2 separate regions of the Homo sapiens genome follow, and region 2 is linked to region 1. Evidence: chromatin loops called from intact Hi-C (ENCODE). Cell type or tissue: CD14-positive monocyte. All regions are shown on one strand.

Region 1 (8,000 bases):
CGCTTGAGCCCAGGAGGATGAGGCTGCAGTTAGCCATGATCATGCCACTTCATTCCAGCCTGGGTGATAGAGTGAGACACTGTCTCAAAAAAAAGAATATTGCTATTTGATCACATCACAGTAAAAACTGATTTAGGCAAGAATCATTAACGGATACTAAAACAAGCGAATGAAAATTTACTGAGTCACCTCCATGGGTTTTTCTTATTAATTATGAACAGAAAAAGTTATCTTTATAGATAAGCCTGATGGACACTGGCTTAGCCAAGTGGTCAAAGTCCCCAGCATCAGTTGTGCCACCTGCCTGCTGTGGCTGTCTCCCAGCCCTGAGCCACGCCCTACCTCTGCTGCCAGGCTCCACTGGAGAAGACAGCCTGGCACCACTGGGGCTCCTGTCTGGTGTCCCTCTCAGTGTATCTAATACAAACAGGACCCAGGGTGTCCTATGAAGCAGAAAGTTTAGCGAAGCTTAAGAATGTCCCATGGTGGGCACTGTAGGAGAGTCAGCTATTAATACAGAATCAATGTTAGATTTCTAAATGTGCTAATCAAAGTGGCTATCCCAAAATGCATGCCGAATACTTGAGTGAAAGGTCATCAGGTCCAGAATACTAGTGTGAAAAGTCTGTGGACCAGTTTCCCAACAAAACCACCATAACTAATAAATAAAGTACTTAACAAAGTGGGCCGGGTGCAGTGGCTCATGCCTGTAATCCCAGCACTTTGCGAGGCCGAAGTTGGTGGATCACAAGGTCAGGAGACCGAGACCATCCCGGCTAACACAGTGAAACCCCGTCTCTACTAAAAAAAATACAAAAAAAAATTAGCTGGGCATGGTGGTGGGCGCCTGTAGTCCCAGCTATTTGGGAGGCTGAGGCAGGAAAATGGCATGAACCTGGGAGGCAGAGCTTGCAGTAAGCCGAGATTGTGCCACTGCACTCCAGCCTGGGCAACAGAGAGAGACTCCATCACACACACACACACACACACAAGTGAATTTAAACTCTGTGGAAATTATCCTAAGGGCATACAGAAAATATCTCCTTTTTCATTCCTGATTTTAGTAATTTGATTCTTCTTTTTTGCTTGGTCAGTCTAGCTAAAGGTTTGTCAATTTCATTGTTCTTTTCAAAGAACCAACTTTTGATTTTGTTTTTATTGGGTTTTTAGATTTTTTTTTTCTTTTTGAGACAGGGTCTCACTCTGTTGCCCAGGCTGGGGTGTAGTGGCATGGTCTCTCAGTTCACTGCAACCTCCATCTCCCAGGTTCAAGTGATTCTCCTGCCTCAGCCTCCCAAGTAGCTGGGATTACAGGCGTGGGCCACCACATCCAGCTGTCCTTTTATTGTAATGAACATGGTTTGGTCAGGACGTTTTGTGAAGTCATGGGATTCCTGCTACAGCAGCTGGACTGTGTGACCCTCCTACAGTGAAAGCTGGTCAAGGATGACAGTGACCAGTGCAATGAGGCCCATAGGCACCCCCCTTTCACTGCTATGGTTATCCCAACATTGATCATCACATAGTATATGTTTTTGGCAGTTTATAAAATGTCAAAAGTCACAAAATGAGGAGGAACCTGGAATACCAGGTACACAGGAATGGCAAAGTGAACAAAATGGTTTTTGTTCTTTTCCCAAAGGGTCCAGTTCAGTTCCAAGCATTTCAGGCCCTGCAACTTGTACTCTCCATCAAGAGCCTGGATTTGCACAAATCAAAAGGTGTATAGGTCACCCTCACCTTTTAAACCAGTATTAGGCAAAATTTTTCTGCATCCACAGACATTAAGCAAGTCAGGTTTTTCTCCATCCAGGTACCTGTCCCATACCCCTACCCATAAACAAAAGTGAAGCTCCTGCACATGGTCCCTGAGAGCCTCGGTCCAGGGGTGTCCCCTGTTCTGCCCTGCAGGAAGTGCATGGCTGTGTGCCCAGCTTCCTCACTGAGTTGGCTGCTCCATTTTCCCTCCTCCTTCTTTTGCCAGGAGCTCCTAGGAGTCTGCATTCCATATTAGCCCTTGGCCCGTCATACAGATATCTGTGAGGATATCTAAAACAACTGGGTTTCTTCACAGTTTCACCCTAAGCATTGCTGCCCCTAAGCACTGTTGTTCCGAAAGCTCATTAGCCAGCACTCTCAGTAGGTATCTATGCCCAAGCTTCTCCTCTTCCCAGTTGATGACGGTCCTCTATTAATCTGCAGGTCCTCCGGCCTCAGCAACAACAGGGAGCTGCAGCACTGAAGGATGCAGAGGATGCTGTTTGTCTTGCCACACTCACGTCTCCTCCCCCACTCCTAGGTGTGGGCTGCAGAGGATATGATCGCTAAGTTCCATTGGTTTTCCTCTCATTGGAAACCCTGGGTGCTGAGAGTTGCATAGCTGTTTATAACAGCTAAACTATAAAACAAAGAAGTGTTTGTGCAAACACAAAAGAGCCTTGCCAGGATGACAGTATCAACTGACAGTGATGCTGTCCAACCAGGGGCATGTGGCTTTAGACCTTCCATTTAGTTATAAATGTGTCGGAAATGTCCTTAAAATACAGCTTTAGGCCGGGCGCGGTGGCTCACGCCTGTAATCCCGGCACTTTGGGAGGCCGAGGCGGGCGGATCACAAGGTCAGGAGATCAAGACCATCCTGGCTAACACGGTGAAACCCCGTCTCTGCTAAAAATACAAAAAATTAGCTGGGCGTGGTGGCGGGCGCCTGTAGTCCCAGCTATTCGGGAGGCTGAGGCAGGAGAATGGTGTGAACCCAGAAGGCGGAGCTTGCAGTGAGCCGAGATCGCGCCACTGCACTCCAGCCTGGGCGACAGAGTGAGACTCCATCCCAAAATAAATAAATAAATAAGTAAAAAAAAATAAATAAAATACAGCTTTATAGTATAAAAATATAGATGGGCATCCAATGTATTTACCTTCTAATTATTCCACAAAAAGATTGCTTCCACTTATGTGTGCTTCTAACATCAACAACAGAAGTTGCTGATAAAAGCCAAGCAAGAGTGGATAACTAGTTCTTTGTAAATTAATGTATAAAAAAGATGTAACATAGTTTTTACAGATTTTTCTTTTTCTTTTTCTTTTTGAGACAGAGTCTCACTCTCTTGCCCAGGCTGGAGTGCACTGGTGTGATCTCTGCTCACTGCAACCTCTGACTCCTGGGTTCAAACAGTTCTCCTGCCTCAGCCTCCTGAGTAGCTGGCATTACAGGCTGCGCCACCACACCCAGCTAATTTTTGTATTTTTAGTAGAGACAGGGTTTCACCATATTGGTCAGGATGGTCTTGTACTCCTGACCTCAGGTGATCCGCTCACCTCGGCCTCCCAAAGTGCTGGGATTACAGGCGTGAGCCACCGCGCCCGGTCCTACAGAGTTCTCTAAGAAGGACTAAGAATAAATAAATATTCTTTCCTGACACCGGCACAGCCAGAGGAAGGCATTAACTGCCTTCTGAAACATTAACTGAGCACTGCTGTGCACCAACTTAACTCATGGACTTAATATTTGAAGTTCTTTTGCCTGTTGGTTATTAGATATGCAGAACTTATTTTTCCTAAGAAATAGTTTGGCAATTATGGAAAAAAGACAAAGTTTTATGACATATACTATCTAATTTTAAGATTTACCATAGGCTGGGCATGGTGGCTCACGCCTGTAATCCCAGCACTTTGGGAGGCTGAGGCAGGTGGATCATGAGGTCAGGAGATTGAGACCATCCTGGCTAACACAGTGAAATCCTATCTCTACTAAAAATGCAAAAAATTAGCCAGGCATGGTGGCAGGTGCCTGTAGTCCCAGCTACTCACTCGGGAGGCTGAGGCAGGAGAATGGTGTGAACCCAGGAGGCGGAGCTTGCAGTGAGCCAAGATTGCGCCACTGCACTCCAGCCTGGGCGACAGAGCGGACTCCGTCTTAAAAAAAAAAAAATTTACTATAAAACTATATAATCAAGACAGTATGGTACTGGCATAAGGATAGACAAACACAACGGAATAGAGTTCAGAAATCGGTCCATACATGTACAGCCAGATCACAGACTGAATGAAGCACCAGTACAATTCAATGGAAAAGTCTCCAACAAATGGTGCTGGACCAACTGGATGTTGTAGAGAAAACGTTGAAGTTTAATTCATGCCTCAGACCATCCTGTAACTCAACGTGGCTTACGGACCTAACGCTAAACACTAAAGCTGTGAAGCTCTAAGAACACACAAGAAGATGCCATTGTGACCTGAGGAGAGACAAAGATTTCTCAGGCAGAAATCAAAAGCACCGACCAGATAGGAAAAAAACAGACAAATTAGACTTCAACAAAACTAAACATTCGTGCTCCTCAAGAGGAACTTTTAGGCCAGGCGCAGTGGCTCATGACTGTAATCCTAGCACTTTAGGAGGCCGGGGCGGGTGGATCACGAGGTCAGGAGTTCAAGACCAGCCTGGCCAAGATGGTGAAACCCTTTCTCTACTAAAAATACAAAAATTAGCCGGGCCCAGCTGGGTGCGGTGGCTCACACCTGTAATCCTTGCACTTTGGGAGGCTGAGGTGGGTGAATCACCTGGGGTCAGGGGTTCGACACCAGCCTGGCCAACATGATGAAACCCCGTCTCTACTAAAAATTTAAAAAATTAGCTGGATGTGGTGGTTCATGCCTGTAATCCCAGCTACTCAGGACGCTGACGCAGGAGAATCGCTCGAACTAGGGAGGCAGAGGTTGCAGTGAGCCAAGATCACGCCACTGCATTCCAGCCTGGGCAACAGAGTGAGACCCTGTCTCAAAAAAACAAAAACAAGGCCGGGCACGGTGGCTCACGCCTGTGATCCCAGCACTTTCGGAGGCCGAGGCGGGCAGATCACAAGGTCAGGAGCTCGAGATCATTCTGGCTAACACAGTGAAACCCCGTCTCTACTAAAAATACAAAAAATTAGCCGGGCGTGGTGGCGGGTGCCTGTAGTCCCAGCTACTCGGGAGCGTGAGGCAGGAGAATGGCATGAACTTGGGAGGCAGAGTCTGCAGTGAGCTGAGATCACGCCACTACACTCCAGCCTGGGCGACAGAGCAAGACTCTGTCTCAAAAAAAAAAAAAAAAAAAAAATTAGCCGGGCCCGGTAGCAGGTGCCTGTAATCCCAGCTACTCAGGAGGCTGAGGCAGGAGAATCACTTGAACCAGGGGGGCAGAGGTTGCAGTGAGCCAAGATCACGCCACTGCACTCCAGCCTACGCAACAGAGTGAGACTCCGTCTCAAAAAAAAAAAAAAAAAAAAAAAGGCACTTTTAAGAAAATGAAAAGGCAAGCCACAGAGAAAATATTTCCAATCCCTGTATCTGACAAAAACTTGTATCCAGATATATAACATATATCTGTATGGTTAATATATGCGTATATATGTGTGAGTATATATATACATACGTAATATATACATATACACACACACACTCTTACCAGTCAATAATACGGTAGAACCCAGCCAGGCGTGGTGGCTCATGCCTATAATCCCAGCACTTTGGGAACCCAGCCAGATGTGGTGGCTCATGCCTATAATCCCAGCACTTTGGGAGGCCGAGGTGAGTGGATCACCCGCGGTCAGGAGTTTGAGACCAGCCTGGCCAACATAGTGAAATCCCATCTCTACTAAAAATACAAAACTTAGCCAGGCATGGTGACAGCTGCCTATAATCCCAGCTACTGGAGAGGCTGAGGCAGGAGAATCGCTTGAACCCGGTAGGCAGAGGTTACAGTGAGCCAAGATCGCACCACTGCACTCCAGCATGGGCGACAGAGCAAGAGTCTCTGTCACCACCCACCCAAAAAAAAAAAAGTTCATCAACAGGAGAATGGATATGTAAACTGGTATACTCAAACAACACAACACTACTCAGCAATAATAAGGAACATATTGCTGATACCCACATCACGATGAATCTTCAAACTATGTCCAGCAAAAGCAGACGTAAGAGAATACATACTATATAATTCCATTTATATGAAGCATGGGAACAGGCAAAATTAATTCAACCTATGCAGATGGGCATCAGAAGAGTAGGCACCTTGGTATGGGGGATGAGGCACCAGGGAACTTTCTAGGGTGGCAGCAACAATCAATTTCTTCACTGGGCTGTTGGTTACACAGGCATATTCATTTGTCAAAACTCATCAAACTGTACCTTTAAGATCTGTGCAGCTTATTCTATGCAATTATACCCCAATACTTAAACAAGAAATAGTTGATAAATGACAGTTAAATTTCTTGGTGGTGAGGATTTCACAGGTAGCACACTTATTCGTGCACTCATGGAGGTGTGTACATTAAACATGCACAGCTTTTTATATATTAATCATACCCCAATAAAGTGGTTTAAATTTTTTTTTTTTTTTTTTGAGACAGAGTCTCACTCTGTCGCCCAGGTTGAAGGGCAGTGGCGTGATCTCGGCTCACCACAACCTCCACTTCCCGGGTTCAAGTGCTTTTCCTGCCTTAGTCTCTCAAGTAGCTGTGATTACAGGCATGTGCCACCACGCCTGGCTAATTTTTGTATTTTTAGTAGAGACAGGGTTTCACCATGTTGGTCAGGCTGGTCTCGAACTCCTGACCTCGTGATCTGCCTGCCTCGGCCTCCCAAAGTGCTGGGATTACGGGCGTGAGCCACCGTGCCCGACCCTTAATTTTTTTAATTTAAAAAGTTAAGTTTCTGGGTTAGCCCACACAATGCTGACCCTAATACAACTAACCACTGTAATAAAGTTTCTTGCAGTTTCTATGGGAAATGTCATTCCCTGTTTCAGATGGAAATTAAGAGTACAGCACATATTAACACATGCTTCTTCCTCTCCATCCTCCCTCCAGGGAAGCTCAGTGCAGTATCTCTATTCTATTTCTTTATTCCATCTATCAAATATTTACTGAGAATCATCAGTGTACACAGTCCTCAGTGAATACAAACACATAAAAAGTCACAGCCAGGCGCAGTGGCTCACGCCTGTAATCCTAACACTTTGGGAGGCCAAGGCATATGGATCACAAGGTCAGGAGTTCGAGACCAGCCTGGCCAATATGGTGAAACCCCGTCTCTACTAAAAATACAAAAATTAGCTGGGCGCGGTGGCGGGTGCCTGTAGTCCTAGCTACTCGGGAGGCTGAGGCAGGAGAACTGCTTGAACCCCGGGAGGTGGAAGTTGCAGTGAGCCGAGATCATGCCACTGCACTCCAGCCTGGGTGACAGAGCAAGACTCTGTCTCTCAAAAAAAAAAAAAAAAAAAAAAAAGTCGCTAGAAGTGTTGTCTGCCCCTACAGAGCACCCTCTTCCTCTCTGCCTTAACTAAAGGCAATCTCTCTCATCCTTTCCCCCACCACAGTGATCAACACTGCCCCCACGCACCCTGAGGCCTGAGAAGCCAAGCTGGCCGACTCCTTGATACATGACGGGTAGATGTCAAGTATTATACCTGTACTAGCGTGCTCTGCTGATGTGAACAGAAAAATCTAGGATAATGAGCTCTGTCATGTGCACTGGTAAGGAACTGGAAATGTCCATGCCCTGTAAAAGTAGAACGGTAACATTCATGCAGCCCTGAATATGTTTGCAAAGAACATCTAACAGGGGGACAAGCTCACGACAGACTGAACACAACCACAGGACATAAACTGACATACATGGGGTGGGCTCAGTGTATACTGCCTCTTTTTTTTTTTTTCTTGAGCTGGAGTTTTACTCTTGTCACCCAAGCTGGAGTGCAGTGGCATGATCTCGGCTCCCTGCAACCTCAGCCTCCCGAGTAGCTGGGACTACAGGCATGCGACATCACACCAGGCTAATTTTTTTTTTTTCTTTTTTTTTTTTTGAGACGGAGTCTCGCACTGTCGCCCAGGCTGGAGTGCAGTGGCGTGATCTCAGCTCACTGCAAGCTCCACCTCCCGGGTTCACGCCATTCTCCTGCCTCAGCCTCCCAAGTAGCTGGGACTACAGGTGCCTGCCACCACGTCCGGCTAAATTTTTTT
Region 2 (8,000 bases), 61 kb before region 1:
ACACCATCCCATATACCGCTCACCTCAGCACAGGTTTAGCTTTATATTTAGGGTTCCGCAGGCAAATGAGGTGTAAAACGGCCGTGTTGGCTGCTCCAATCTGGATATGAAGAGGCTACTCAGTGCCTCTCTGTTACCTGTGCCCATGACCTGGAGGAAGCCAGCAATGTGGGAGGAGATCAGTCAGGCCCAGTGGGTGCTGCACAAAGGGACCGGGAGCACCGAGTCCAGCCTTCAGCTGTCCCCGATCCACAGGGCTCACATGGCTGGAGCTGGTTCACATGATCTGTCAGAATGAAAAACAATCGGTCTAGACTACCAGTAGAGTCACGAACATGTTTGAGAAACTAAAGCCATATTTTAAAAAGTACTAAGGCAATGAGGTTCTGAAAATCCTAACTAACTGAATGGAAAAAGATGCTATGCCTGTTTATTGTAGATGAATACTACAGATAAACACAAGTCCAGCATGATTAACTGAACTCACTTTATATTGTAGCCTGGCAGTCATTTTACATTATTTGGAGTATTGCAACCTTCACCAATTTTAAAATTTTCTATGGATGCCAAGTTGCCATAAAAAGCAGGCCTCGCCTACTTTTCCGGAGGCCTTTGGAAACTGTCCAGAAGCATATGATGCACGGCACAGAAAAGTAGTAAGTGTACGAACCATCCTGTTACACTGCCAAACTCACTCAAGTGACATGAAGCCTAACAAACAATTATTCTTTCTTTATAAAAAGTTCCCTAAAAATGCTTTTGGTAATGTGAATTAATAACCCTGGGGCCAGCATTCTGCTGCAGATTTAGAGGTGGTAGCTGTGCTTATCTTAGAAACTACAGAATAGGATGAAAAATTATGGTAAAACTTAATCAATTACCAAGTTTTATAAGGCTTAATTATATACCAAATATGTAATACCTTAGGTATAAGACAATCTCAAGTGCTACAAAATGTTAAATAAGAATTTATTATTTATTAACCTATGCATGTTCAAATGAGTCTCTGTCCTCAAGGGGGAGAAAACTGGTTCTTTTATGTACAAAGCACAGATGTAGGTACAGTATATAAACAGATACGTAGTACATCTGTAGTATTAAAATGGCATGGGAGGAGGCAGTTAGAAAAAACATCTAAAACAGCTCCTTAGAAGGCCAATAATAAAGTTGGAAAAAAGGGAGTTTCCACGCAGCCAGTGGTGAGCTGCATGGGATACCAGCACCATTGGCAGGGGAGGCCCTCGGGGAGTGATGGCTTGGCGCTGGCGCACCACTGGGTAACCTCCAGGCAGGAGCCACAGGCTGGAACAGGCGAACACTTTCTTCCCATCACCTAGGTGGAAATTAATTCTGCCAATACTTTTTTTTAAAGGCCAGTCAATGGTTATGAGTGGATAGGTTCAAAGCTGAATGGAGTTCATTAGACCTTTTTTATTATTCTACCTTTTCTGCATATGTTTGCAGTTTTCCATCGACTTCTTCATAAACAAACATTTTCTAGAAACCAAAATATGTAGTGGCCCAAAGGAGCTCTTAAGCAAAGTACTTGGTACAAAGAGACCATATTCTATAAACATGTTAAGTTTGTTCTAAGCATTCAGACTTTTAGAATAAGAACTTCATTTCAACTTTTTATTATAACATGAGCTAAATTTAAGAAACAACCCTAGTCTTCTATTTCCCAGAGCTGTTCAAAGTCTAAATGACAATATAACTCATTATGAAAATATACTGAAAAGTACAAGAGCTGATGTAAAACGGTAATCAAGGTTCCAGGCATCATGGGATTAGGGTAACTGAAGAATAAACCCAGCCAGGCTGCAACAGCAGGCAGGATGTGCTGGCTTGATGAGGTGCTAAGGCCATCGAATGCTCAGAGGAAGCCGGATTCACGGTGATCATCTCAACCTGAGAAATCGTTCCTTGGGGTGATTTCTGCCCTTTTTTTTGTTTTGTAAGAAAGAGGTTCCTTCATTCAGTAACTTAGTTTTCCCTTAATAAATATTTCAAAAATAAAACCAATCATCATCAAACAAACAGGAGCCACTTTTGTAGGTAAGGTAAATCACAGGATAATGTATTGGGATAACTCTGTTTTTTTAAAATAAAAAAGCCTTACATGGTCAGGGATTGATGGAGTGGGGATGACAAATGCACATTTCAGACTTTCATCACCAATGAAAAAATAAAGCATTTTCATAGACTTAAAACTGTCATTAGTGCATTCGGCTTTTGGAGAAGGGATGAAAATGTAAAATACTTCTACAACAATAAAATGTTAATAGAAATCGTCATGTGCTGAGGTCATTTTAGTGAGCTACCATTGTTTGTTTAAATACAAGAAAAGTAATTTCTTGGTCCAAATTAGTGAAATCTTTAAAAAGATTGCCTTTAAAGAACATTATTTGAGGACAATGTTTTTTCAGACACATTCTGATGATATTCAAATTCACTTCATAACAATCACAGATTAACCTTTAATTACACCTTTCTTAAAAAGCTGTCAGATTTCCATTTCTTCGGGAGACATTTTCACCAGTGTGTTGTTCGATTCCACAGGTTAAGCTTTCTTCATTATTATTAAGAACTTCATACATATTAGAGAGATTGCCATTCATTGCTTTCTCGTCTTTTCGAAAAGACACAGGCAGACTTGCTAGACTAAAGCTGACGTCTTTAAAGGCATGCAACAAGAATATCCCCACAATGATTGTAAAGAAGCCACTCAAAGTACCAATGACATCGTCAACAGGCATATCTTGCCACTCCTTAAAAAGAATAGCTGAACAAGTTAAAACTGATGTTGTAAAGAATACATAATATATTGGAGTCACAATGGAAGTGTTGAATATATCCAGGGCCCTATTTAGGTAATTAATCTGTGTGCTCACACAGACGATGAGGCTCAGCAGCAGAATCCAAGCCAGGGGATGCCGCAGCACAGGCTTCCCTGCAAACAGCTCCTTGATAGCAATGCCCAGGCCCTTCACACAGGAGACTGAAAACGCGCCGATTACAGAGCAGATTGTTATGTACACAAGAATGTTTGTCTGTCCATGGCGAGGACCCACCACGAAGATTAATATCAAGGCCACAATGACCACAAGGGTTGCAAAGACCACAAAACCTGGAGGAGGCAAAGAAAAGTTACATGAGTCAAATGGTTGGTTGTTCTTAAACACAGAATGCAAAACAAAATATAATAAACTTGATAGGGAGAAAAGGTATGGCCTGGAAATAAAAATCAGCTTTATTTTGCAGCCCAAGCAGAAATGCAACCACAAAAATTTACTTAGATGGACACACTGGAAGATTAATGCGAGCTTCATATTCACAAATTGTTATACCCCTAACATTTTTGCAGCAGCACTTTATGCCGACTTAAGTGCTCTAGCTCACCAGGCAAGAGGGACAGTGGGAACAGAACAGACACAGAAACTAGGGAGGAGAAACCATGAGGTGGCCTTGAATGTTCAACAATTTATAGATGCTAAAAAAAACAAAAAACACAAAAACAAGAGTTCTTCATCAAGTTTTCCCTAAAAGGGGAAACTTTTAAAATTTGTGGACAACTGCTGGAGTAACGAGCAAGTCAACTGGAGAACTTGAAAGATACTACTGGGGTTCTGGTTGAATACGGAGAATTAAATCCAGCATGATAATAGCCAACAACTGTGTAGCACTGTGGGCCAGGCATTTTTCTCAGCAATTCGCACTCAACTACCCTGTTATCACGGATACTACCACCTGCATTTTCGGATGAGGAAACTGAGGCCCAGATAAGTCACATGAATTTACTCTTCCTTCCTCAAATTCCACTAATAAAATACACAGTAATAGGATTTTTTTTTTTTGAGACAGAGTCTTGCTCTGTCGCCCAGGCTGGAGTGCAGTGGTGCGATCTCGGCTCACTGCAAGCTCCGCCTCCCGGGTTCACGCCATTCTCCTGCCTCAGCCTCCTGAGTAGCTGGGACTACAGGTGCCCGCCAACACGCCCAGCTAATTTTTTGTATTCTTAGTAGAGACGGGGTTTCACCATGTTAGTCAGGATGGTCTCCATCTCCTGACCTCGTGATCCACCCGCTCTGGCCTCCCAAAGTGCTGGGATTACAGGCGTGAGCCACCGCACCCAGCAGTAATAGATTATTAAAGACACAAATACACAAAATTAAGAACAAGAAGCCAGGTGTGGTGGCTCACGCCTGTAATCCCAGCACTGGGAGGCCGAGGATGGCAGATCACCTGAGGTCAGGAGTTCGAGACCAGCCTAGCCAACATGGTGAAACCTCATCTCTTCTAAAAATACAAAAATTAGCCAGGCGTGGTGGCAGACACCTGTAATGCCAGCTACTTGGGAGGCTGAAACAGGAGAATCGCTTGAATCTGGGAGGTGGAGGTTGCAATGAGCTGAGATCATGCCACTGCACTCCAGCCTGGGCAATAGAGTGAGACTGTCTCAAGAAAAAAGAGAGGACCGAAGATAACAATCCTTCGTAAGTCAGAAAGCAAAGGCTAACTAATAACTGGTACAGAGATCCAAGAAAGCGGAATCCTACACATCCGCTGTGATAAAAGATGAAAAAGCAATTTAGTTTGTGGCACAGAATGCTCAAAAGATACAAAGTGCCTCTGAAGTGGAGTAAAGGCAAGATTGAAAGTGAGGCCTGGCTGAAAAGTCCATTCAAGAAACAAGGAGACTCCTGCCCAGTTCTGGGAGACTGTCCCTCCCGTGCCACAGAGTTCCAGGAAGCTGAGGTCAACCATGCCTCCAGGCATTAATCCTTCCCCCCAGTCAATTCCCAGGATGCCCACAGCCAGCCATGAAACTGGAAGCTTTTTTTGCTGGGGATCTGACCAGCCCAACTTTTACATAACAGAGGACAGCAGGCCGGGCGTGGTGGCTCACGCCTGTAATCCCAGCACTTTGGGCGGCCGAGGTGGGCGGATCATGAGGTCAGAAGATCGAGACCATCCTGGCTAACATGGTGAAACCCCGTCTCTACTAAAAATACAAAAAATTAGCCAGGCCTGGTGGTGGGTGCCTGTAGTCCCAGCTACTCGGGAGGCTGAGGCAGGAGAATGGCGTGAACCCGGGAGGGGAGCTTGCAGTGAGCCAAGATCACGCCACTGCACTCCAGCCTGGGCAACAGAGCAAGACTCTGTCTCAAAAAAATAAAAAGAAAGATAGCCAAAGACCACCAGGAGAGAAGCCAAAACAAACAGAAAAGTGCAAAGCCTCTTTCTCCCATGTAGACAGAGGAAAACTTCAAAATAAACAACTGTCCCTCAAAAAACAAAAAAATTACTAATATCCTCAGAAAAGCAAGAAAAACTATTATTAATATCCTCAGAGACACAATGAAACAGACTGACCTGGCACCCCAAATACCTACAAACGATGGATCTACAACAACAAAAAACCCCAAACAAATAAAAAAGAAACATTTATTTGAGGGCATCAAAGAGCCATCAAAGTAGCCAGGACTTAAAGGGCCAAAATCCAGAGAAAAGAGAAGAATCAGCCCAACACTCACCTCTGCCTTCTCCCTTGGGGCAACTACTAATGCAAGGGGTGAGATGGCATAAAGGCCAATCAACACCGGCCTAAGCTTAAGGGGACTAGGTAAAAACAAGTTGGAATTTGGGGCTGCCTAAGCAGCTGGAACTGAATGGAACAAGACCCAGAAAGGAGGGAACTATAGAGTAGTGAGCCCAAATTTCTGTGTGCATTTCCCCTTACGGTGTTTCTTGGCACACAAGCTGCACAGCCAAGGTCAGAGGAGCCAAATGGAAAGCCCGGCCAGGAGGCCACAGGACTAAGCAGGGATTTTAGTGTCTCAAGTTACTGAGGAGCAGATCCTGGAGCTCTCAGTTTCTCAGGTGGAGGGGCCCAAACCAACATCTGAAGCTATCAGTTGAGAGCCAAAGGGCTATGAATAAGAATAAAGGCAAACTGAGCCAGGTGTGGTGGCTCATGCCTGTAATCCCAGCCCTTTGGGAGGCCGAGGGAGGTGGATCACTTGAGCCCAGTAGGTTGAGACCAGCCCAGCCAACATGACAAAACCCTGTCTCTACCAAAAAAAGATACAAAAATTAGGCCAGGCACAGTGGCGCATGCCTGTCATCGCAACTACTTGGGAGGCTAAAGCAGGAGAATCACTTGAACCCAGGAGGCAGAGGGAGCAATGAGCCGAGACTGCACCACTGTGCTCCAGCCTGGGTGACGGCGAGACTCCATCTCAAAAAAAAAAAAACAAAGAAAATACAAAAATTAGCCAGATGTGGTGGCACACACCTGTAGTCCCAGCTACACAGGAGGCTGAGGTGGGAGGATCGCTTGAGCCCGAGAGGCAGAGGATGCAGTGAGCCATGATCACACCACTGCACTCCAGCCTGGGCAACAGAGTGAGATACTGTCTCCAAAAAAAAAAAAAAAAAAAAGAATAAAGGCAAACTGAAAGAAACTAGGCCCAACAAAGCTTAAAACAATACCTTCAGGGTGAAGGTGAGCTACTGTATTCTTTTCTGCCTACCAGAAGAAATTTACATTCTCTCTGAAGGAAGAAAAAACATCACTTAAAACCTCTACACCTTCTAATATCCTACATCCAGCATTCAATTAAAAAATGCCTAAAAGCCAAAAGAGAAACACCACCACAGGAGGCCCACAAAGAATTCTAAAACTAAAGTTAGCAGACAAAGACTTTAAAATAACTAGGAATCAAAGAACAGAGGCAAGAAACTCTTAGAAATTAACAATATAACCGCAGAAATAAAAACTCAGAAGGGCTGGAAGAAAAAACAGAAAATCTCCCCAAAGGCAGAGCAAAAAGACAAAATGGTAAAATGAGGGAAAGAAAAGATAAGAAAATTAATGATCTAGGTCAGGAACTGCAATAAACAGATGAATAAGAATCTCACAAAGAGCAAACAAGAATATCAAAGGAGTATTCAATTCAGTTCCCAAGAGTCAGACATAAATTTTCAGATCAGGCCAGGCACAGTAGCTCACACCTGTAATCCCAGCACTTTGGGAGGCCGAGGCAGGTGGATCACCTGAGGTCAGGAATTCGAGACCAGCCTGGCCAACCTGGTGAAACCCTGTCTCTACTAAAAATACAAAAATTAGCTGGGCGTGGTGGTGGGCGCCTGTAATCCCAGCTACTTGGGAGGCTGAGGCAGGAGAATAACTTGAACCCAAGAGGCGGAGGATGCAGTGAGCCGAGATCACGCCATTGCACTCCAGCCTGAGCAAGAAGAACAAAACTCTGTCTCAAAAAAAAAAAAAAAGAGAGACCCATCAGGCGAGGCATGGTGGCTCACACCTGTAATCCCAACACTTTGGGAGGCAAGGTGGGTGGATCACTTGTGATCAGGAGTTCGACACCAACCTGGCCAACATGGTAAAACCTTGTTTCTACCAAACAAACAAAAAAAATTAGCCAGGCATGGTGGCACACGCCTGCAGTCCCAGCTACTTGGAAGGCTGAGATGGGAGAATCGCTTGGGCTGGGGAGGAGGAGGTTGCAGTGAGCTGAGATCACATCACTGCATTCCAGCCTGGGCAACACGGCCCTGTCTCAAAATAAAATGAACCATCAGGCACCCAGCACAATGGACAAAAATGGACCCATCTCTAGGCATGTCAGTGGGAAATTTCAGACACTGTGGGGAAAGAGAACATCCTACATGCTTCCAAAAACAAAAAATTGGTCGCATATAAAAGATAAGGGATAAACTGTTCAATTTCTCAACAGCAACATCAGAAATGAGAAGACGGTGGTCACAATAGGTTAAAAACATTTTGAGATAAACAAGGTCTCAAAAAATCTCATCTCTTCATGCCCTTTCTTGTCTCCTCTAGAGTGACACCACCAAAATGAAGGCACAAACCCAGGATTCTGGAAATAAGGGATCCAAGAAAAAGCAAACTGAAGGGAATCCCCAGGATGCTGCTGAAGAGAAATGCAGATAACAGCTGTGCTGGCAGCCTGGAGACA

The links. Peaks named below come from ENCODE experiments on the same cell type or tissue, not always from the same donor. Only the 100,000 strongest peaks of a DNase experiment are listed, where the experiment ranks them.
Region 2: it touches region 1 in a loop (4-fold over the local background); 3 of 110 quality-filtered maps call a loop at or near these places.

Annotation. Positions count from the first base shown.
Region 1 is chr15:22,800,774-22,808,773 of GRCh38, reverse strand. The region is part of intron 1 of NIPA1 (NIPA magnesium transporter 1); the gene reads right to left. Among named protein-coding and RNA genes, the nearest start is that of NIPA1, 18 kb to the right of the region's middle. In CD14-positive monocyte, no CTCF peak of the experiment used is centred here; no DNase peak of the experiment used is centred here.
Region 2 is chr15:22,861,340-22,869,339 of GRCh38, reverse strand. NIPA2 (NIPA magnesium transporter 2) reads right to left here. Exons shown (of 8, transcript NM_030922.7): 8 at 956-3,127. The coding sequence ends at 2,493. It overlaps CYFIP1 (cytoplasmic FMR1 interacting protein 1), which reads left to right. Exons shown (of 31, transcript NM_014608.6): 31 at 1-2,288. Among named protein-coding and RNA genes, the nearest start is that of NIPA2, 27 kb to the right of the region's middle. In CD14-positive monocyte, no CTCF peak of the experiment used is centred here; no DNase peak of the experiment used is centred here; H3K27ac peaks cover 422 bases.